Linked DNA regions of Homo sapiens: region 1 is linked to region 2. Evidence: chromatin loops called from intact Hi-C (ENCODE). Cell type or tissue: testis. All regions are shown on one strand. Links, peaks and the distances in the headings refer to the core of each region. The heading gives the core; the rest is flanking DNA.

What was found. Peaks named below come from ENCODE experiments on the same cell type or tissue, not always from the same donor. Only the 100,000 strongest peaks of a DNase experiment are listed, where the experiment ranks them.
Region 1: a loop joins it to region 2, with 2.6 times the contacts of the local background. A loop is called at or near these places in 9 of 110 quality-filtered maps.

What each region holds. Positions count from the first base shown.
Region 1 is chr11:121,022,108-121,025,785 of GRCh38, forward strand. TBCEL-TECTA (TBCEL-TECTA readthrough) reads left to right here and starts at 1,995. Exons shown (of 30, transcript NM_001378761.1): 1 at 1,995-2,184. It overlaps TBCEL (tubulin folding cofactor E like), which reads left to right and starts at 1,995. Exons shown (of 9, transcript NM_001363644.2): 1 at 1,995-2,184. RefSeq lists silencers at 1,809-1,958, 1,979-2,248. In testis, for the core only: no CTCF peak of the experiment used is centred there; a DNase peak (open chromatin) is centred at 1,944; H3K4me3 peaks cover 1,769 bases; H3K27ac peaks cover 1,530 bases.
Region 2 is chr11:121,102,958-121,106,635 of GRCh38, forward strand. It overlaps TBCEL-TECTA (TBCEL-TECTA readthrough), which reads left to right. Exons shown (of 30, transcript NM_001378761.1): 9 at 2,874-3,007. It overlaps TECTA (tectorin alpha), which reads left to right. Exons shown (of 24, transcript NM_005422.4): 3 at 2,874-3,007. Among named protein-coding and RNA genes, the nearest start is that of TECTA, 3.6 kb to the left of the region's middle. In testis, for the core only: a CTCF peak has its summit at 1,483; DNase peaks (open chromatin) are centred at 1,644 and 2,274; H3K27ac peaks cover 635 bases.

The DNA of each region.
Region 1 (3,678 bases), core at 571-3,070, 81 kb before region 2:
AGCCAGTTGGGCTCTTGAGTCTGGTAGGGACGTGTACAACTTTTATGTCTAGCTCAGGGATTGTAAATACACCAATCGGCACTCTGTATCTAGCTCAAGGTTTGCAAACACACCAATCAGCACCCTGTGTCTAGCTCAGGATTTGTGAATGCACCAATGGACACTCTGTATCTAGCTACTCTGGTGGGGACTTGGAGAACCTTTGTGTGGACACTCTGTATCTAGCTAATCTGGTGGGGAGGTGGAGAACCTTTTGTCTAGCTCAGGGATTGTAAATGCACCAATCAGCGCCCTGTCAAAACAGACCACTCGGCTCTACCAATCAGCAGGATGCGGGTGGGGCCAGATAAGAGAATAAAAGCAGGCTGCCCGAGCCAGCAGTGGCAACCCGCTCGGGTCCCTTTCCACACTGTGGAAGCTTTGTTCTTTTGCTCTTTTCAATAAATCTTAGTACTGCTCACTCTTTGGGTCCACACTGCTTTTATGAGCTGTAACACTCACCGCGAAGGTCTGCAGCTTCACTCCGGAGCCAGCGAGACCACTAACCCACCAGAAGGAAGAAACTCCGGACGCATCCGAACATCAGAAGGAAGAAACTCCAGACGCGCCACCTTAAGAGCTGTAGCATTCACCGCGAGGGTCCGCGGCTTCATTCTTGAAGTCAGTGAGACCAAGAACCCACCAATTCCGGACACAATGCTAATGATCTCAGTGCTCTGAAAGCCAGTAATTCTTAAATTGCCAAGAAAGGCACTCTGTTCTCTGTGGAAGGGGGAGTAAAGCCCCTTCCTGAGCAACCTAAGATACAATTCTTGGCTAATCATCCCCTTTATACTCAGAGCAGTTTCTTTACCCATGACCTTCTGGCTTTTTTTTTTCCTCTCTACCCTGTCTAACCCTACCTATGGGATATGAGAAAACAAAACAGAATGACAAAAATAAGTCTCCAGGAACTGATGATGGTAAGGTGCTATTGGGTCTGTCCTAAATAATTTTGTTTCCCCCTTCTAGAAACCAATGCAGACATGCACATGCACATTACATCCCCCACGTCTTTTCTGGCACACACCACACAGAAGCACATACACTTTATGCACAAAGACATCTTCATCTCCTAGCACTTCAGGGGACATTCCCATACAAGGCTGAATTCACTTGGGGTTGAGCCAGCACCACGCCTATTCCATGTATGTTTCTGCAAAAGAAATGGACGAAGGAGTACATAAGCAATCACAGCTCAACAGTCAGATATAGTAATACTATGCATGGAGTTGGAGCAATAGCGTGGCATAAAGTGAAGTGCATGGACCCTGGTGCCAGCCTGACCTGGATTCAAATCTCACCCTGGTCACATTTACTAACTGGGTGGTCTTGGGCAGATCACTTAAGCACTCTGAACTTGTTTTCAATTCTATAAATACCATCTCTTTGGAGGGCTGTAAAAATTAAAAATAGCACATGCGCAGTGCCTGTACCTAGAAAGTGCTCAATAAATGAAAGCTGCTGTTACTACATTGGTGTTGGAAGCTCGGGATGCCACTTGTGAAGGGGGCACAGAAGAAAGGTCAGACTGCCACCATACCCTGAGGGCTCATCTAGTATAGTTCCCTCATTTTATGGTTGAGGACACTGAAGCCAGAGATAGGAAGAGACTTGGTCAAGGTCACACAGCAAATCAGTAACAGAGCCAGGCCAAGATTCCAAGTGTTTCTGGAAAGGTTCAGCCCAATGCTCTTTTCTGCAGCCCCTATTGTCCTCTGATATGACAATGTGTACTCCTGTTCTGCCCCTGGGGATTGTCCACTCAATGGGTGGGCACGAGAAAGAGCAGATGAGGTGTTTGTGGTAAAGCCTAAGCCAGTGCAGCCATCCCCGTCGCCATGGCAACCCCAGCGCGGTTGGGGAGGACCCGCTCCTCCGGCGCCCCCTCCCATTCACGCAGCGGACGTGACACGTGCGGCGGGGTCACGTGTTGTTGTTGGGCCGGGAAAGCTGCTTCCGGGTCAATGCAGGACACTGGGCTCCGGCGGCCAGAGTGGGGGACTAGGTGAAGCGGCGCCGGGCCGGGGCTGGCCGGGACCAGGCCCGAGGCTGAGCGGCGGCGACAGCGGTGGCCGGGAGGGGGGAGGAGAGGCGCAGCCAGAGGAGCCGCCGCAGTAGCTCCCCCGCCTCCCGGGCTGAGGGGTGAGTGGAGCCGGGCCCGCTGGCTCTGCCGGGCTCTCGAGGCCCGAGGCGTTCCCCTCTGGAGCCGAGGCGCGGAGGGTCGCTCCTGCAGGGTGCTGGGATAGGACACTCGGGGAAGGGTGAAAGCCACATGGGGCCTGTCTCGAGCAGCTGTGGGGATGGGAGACCTGCCCTGGGGCTAGAGGGAGGATGGGGCCTGCCTGGCCTGGGCTATGGCGGAGCTGGGAGGGTCTTGGGCTGGGCTGGGCTGGGCTGGGCTGGGGGACTGGTCCCGGGTTGGAGGAGGGCGTGTTGGGGAGCCTGCCCGGGTTCCTGGGAGAATCTAGGCGTCTCACCTTGCCCCAGCGTGGGGGATGGGTAGATGCCTCCCAGCTGTTAGAAGAGGGAGACGTGTCTGGGACTGCTGGGGAAATAGGAAACTTGTCTCTGAACTACTGAATCCCAGAAAAGAGGACATGTCCCCAGGGAGGTTTGCTGGGGGAAGGACGGGCATGTCTAGGCCCTTGGGACATTAGGCCTGCTCTTACCAGGGGCTGATAAAAGGATGTGGATGTGGTAATTGAATAAGGGCTTTTGGGAGAAAAGATTTGCCCCAAGGTTGGGAGACTGAGAACGAGGGTGTTGGACTGACAGGCGGGTGCCTTGTCGTGGGATCTTGGGGGAAGTAAGGATCTGTGTGGAGCTTCTCTGTTGAGTTCTAGGTCCGCTAGTAGGAAGACATTCTGGGAATTGGTGAAGAGAGGAGATTTAATAGTCTTTTCTTGGGACACAGTGATTCCAGAAGTTGTAGTTGAGGAAAGTTGGTTGGAAGTGTTGAACTGTATACAGTCAGTGGAGAAAGGAGGAGCTCTACTGTGAAGGTTGCTAGGCTACAAAGAGCTTGTAGGCAACGCCTAGGGCTGTTGAGAGAAGTTGGTAATGCTTTCAAGTCCAAATACAGGCTGAGCTGGGGCTTGTCCCTTGTTCATGTCATGCTGCTGTGGAGCTCTTACGTTTCCAGTAGTCTATCTTGAGCAAAGAGTATGAATAGGTGCTGAGGACTAAGGAAAACATTCACTCTTTGGGTCCTGAGATGCATTAGACCCAGATCTCTAGGGTGGTAGCTTTCAAACTTAAAAAAAAAAAAATTATGCCCCACAGTAATAAGTATGTCTTACATTCAGATCTAGTACATACGTAGGTATGAAGGGAAACTTTCACAAAGCAGTATTTACCCTTATTATATGTGATATGTTCTGCTAATTTCTATTATATTCCACCCTCTTGCATTAAAAAAAATGCTGGCTGACATTTACTAAATTGATGATTTGTGGGTCACAACTTGCAGTTTGAAAAACACTGTTTCTGAAGCACATTTATTTGGTGTCAATCAGTGTCCTCATTCTGTAAGCTTCTAAAGAGCAGGGATGATTCTAAGGAGATGGATTTTTTTTTTTTTTATTTTATTTTGGCCGGGGGAGAGGGAGGAGGGCAGCTAGGTGCAATTGATTGCTT
Region 2 (3,678 bases), core at 400-2,899:
CCAGCTTGCCCTGTGCTAGTGGAGTAGATCTTTAAAATTACGCAAAATTATTTCCATTAAAAGTAGATAAGATAGGGGTATGTGCACTTCATGTCTGATCACTGATTTCCATTAAGGCATTTAATTTGTGGTGGAGACTTTAAAGAATCTACTTATTTCGGCCAAAAACTAGGAAATTACAATAGCATTGATGTCAGTGGTTTGTGTATCAGTGACCTTTTACGTGGCCCTCAAATCTAAAACTTAAATAAGACAATTTTTCCCCTCAGTGATTCCTTCTTTTTCTCTGTGTAGCACTGCCCTGGGTAAGTGAAAGGCCACATATGTCTTTTTTCTACTGTTGTTTTGGATTTTAGACAAAGACGGGGCGGTCTACGTAGATTTTAACTTTTTATGGCTAAAATTCTAAGGCACCTTTCTTTACCTTGCGAGTTTGTCTAGTTCAAGTGGCACATGAGTACAAGTCTGAGATGAACACGTCAAGCCCCTGTGCAGTGCTAATATTTTTCCAGAATTGGTGAATTTAAGCAGTTAAACCATAGTGTGAAACCCCACGGGAATGAAAGAGGGCCCTTGACTTCAACCTCCTACCCCAGCTCCAAGAAAGTACATTTTATTTGGTGGGAAAAAAAAAATCCTGGAAACATAGCTATGTTTATTGTGAAATTCTCAGCTTAGGGCAAGCATGGATAGGGATATTCTTTCTTTTAGCAACTCTGATGTTATTGATAGGCCATGCTGCTAACAGTTTTATATATATATATAAAAATAATAATGGCTTCTGCAGTGTTAATTACCGTAGTTTAAACCTACGCCCTTGTGTTTAGCACCCTCTTTTTCATTTGACAAGTATTATTTACCATATTAGATATTCTTAATGTTTGTATCCTTCTTAAAATTAAAAATATTTAACAGTCCGTTCTTTCCTATTCAAAATTGTGAACTAATTAGGATCACCCACGAAGAGAAGAATCTTGCAAACTGCCTCACCTTTGCAGCAGAAGAGGAAGTTAGGGTCATTCTCCCTGGCCATGGTTTTCCGTCTCCTCCATGCGGTATTATGGGTTTTCCATTCCCTAGGCAGATTGGCCAATCAGTGCAGCCCAAAATACCAATTAATCTTTCCATACAGATGATGATAATTCAGTGTGAATTTGAGCCCTCATTCATACTTGGGCATGACTCCTAAAAAGTTCCCCATGAAGGATAAATCCATGCCAGGACATAATTTGTTACTGTTAACTTCAGAAATAAGTACCTGTGTATAATACTGTAGTAGAGATTATAAAGATTTTTTTTAATTAGTACTTCCAGGAATTTTTAATTTGTTACTATTATGTAAATAGAAATGTTAGAAGACCCCTTTTCACCTGCTGGTTGTGACATTAAATACAGCTCATGGGCCCAGAGTGCCTATGACCCGACACAGCGCCTCCTACAGCCTCAAATTCGGGCTGCTTCTCAGCAACTTCTGGGGTTTGGACGATGCATATACACGAATGACCAGATTAGTTTTGCTGCTCTCCTTGGATGTCAGCCCCTGGAAAGAAATTAGCCCTCCGTTGAGGCATAACTCCTCTTGCTCCCTGCTTCAGAACTGGAGAGCTGGCTCTTGGCCTGGTGCAACAGGCCTGCTTTCTGGCCGCTTTGCACTCCTCTCTTTTACATGAGCTGTTGTCTGTTCACCAAAAGCCTCCCAAAGGAGCAAAGACAGTCCTTGGCCGGTTGCTCCCCAGCCTATTGCTTCCATCAGCACAGAGCAGGGACTTTCCCAAGTAGAAGGCCCGACATGAGAATGGGGGTGTCGGCATCTCATAGCAGCAAGCAGGTACCTCAAGAAGTGTGGCCGATGCCCAGCATGGTCTTGCCCCTGCCCCCGAGAATGAGAAATTTAAAGAAAGGAAAAAAGGGAGAAAACGATAGTGTCCTATTGTCTTATATTCATTCAGGAGAAGAAAGGACAGAGGCAAAGAAAAGTAACACCCAAAATGTAGATTATTTCACAGATGCTATTGGACTTGATCCTCAGTGATGCAGACCCTAGGGAACTTGTCTCATTTCTCCCACAAAACTGAGCCACATCTTGCAACAGTATGGACGGGAAACCTGGGAGCAGCAAGCCAGGAGAGGAGGTGACCCTGTCACAGCGGGATGCAGTGTGTGTTTGTGTGATGGCTCTCCAGTGACCAGGAGGACCAATCAGAGCCCTGCAATTCATTCTCTCCAAAGAGTTCTCAAGGACCCAACCCTCTGACCCCGGAGGATCTCATGTCTGTCTTTTGTAAAAAAGGAGTTGGGCAAAGAGCCTCTTGCAGGGCCGCCCTCAATCAAGGTCATTCATGGGCCAATTGCTACAAATCCTCTCCTCCCACTTTTGTCTCAGTTCCCACTGTTGTTTATTTCCTTCTGGGATCTGGGATTTTCTCCAATTGTGCAGCAAGAGGGAGGGAACTCCTTTCAGGAAAACACACGATAGTGGAATTCTTGAGCTAGAACAGGAGCTTCAAAACTGTGGCCATGCCAGACCTAGAGGCTGCCTCTCAGTATCCAGAAAGCTCAAGGTTTCCAGGGAAATTTCACAAATTTCCAGCCAGCTGTAGCCATAGATATCACCAAGATGCATGAAAGTGCAAGAACATGCACAAAGTGCTTTCTCCTATGGAGAAACAATGTCACTCCCATTTTCCCGTTTCCCAGAGCAGAAGATACTGCGCTGTGTATGGCCTAGGTTTAGGATGAATGACAGGGCAGTATGACTTGCATTCAGCTTGCAAGCCCTACTGAAAGAAGCTGGCTTCAGTAGGTAGGAGAGATGTAGATTGCCAAACGGCAGAGGGAGCTGCCATCTATCTAACCATCATCTCTCTTGACAGCTCAGCCCAGGGAGCTCATGTATCCATTTTGGCAGAATGACACCAAAACCCCTAAAGTAGATGATGGAAGCTCATCTGAGATTAAGTTGGCCATCCCAGTTTTCTTCTTTGGCGTTCCTTACCGCACTGTCTATGTAAGTGGAGAAGCAGCCCATCTGTTGTTCTCTGGCCCTCCCTTTTGTTTGTCATTAAGAAAAGCATTTTAAGTATCCTCTTCCAGAGCTCTGGGAAGGGAGGATTTATTGGCAGCCAAAACGACAAGTTCTGAGATTTCATGAGCTGATAGGTTTTATGAATAAGAAAGTCAAAGGTATATTTAATGGCTAATGTTCATAGTGGAGGAGTATACAGGGCAATAAATTGCTTTTGTCAGTGATTAAACATAGAAGTGAAGCAGAAGCCCCAATGCCATGAATGTTATTTCTGCTACTCAACGAGATAAAAAGATACAATGAACCACAGTAGGAGCAATATCATTTTTCTTTCCCTTCTGGGGGTGTGAAAAGTTTAGGCATCTGCTGTTCTTGGGCTTCCTACCAATTTGAAGCAGAGTCGGAACACAGTAGGGGGGTAATCAACTATTATATCAAAGTTGTTTGCAGAATTGGCCACCCTCAATATGGGTCTGTAGATAGGCCAGAGGGTCTCATCGCCCAACCCACACTAAGAAATGGTCCCATTTGTGATCAGAGCTCTCCTAGGCACCTGTGTTCTCAGGTTTTTGTTTTTGGTTTTTTGGATCATTGGGTTTGCTGCTAGCGAAACTGTGGCACATGAAGAGGAAGATTCAGAGCAGCCGAGCCTG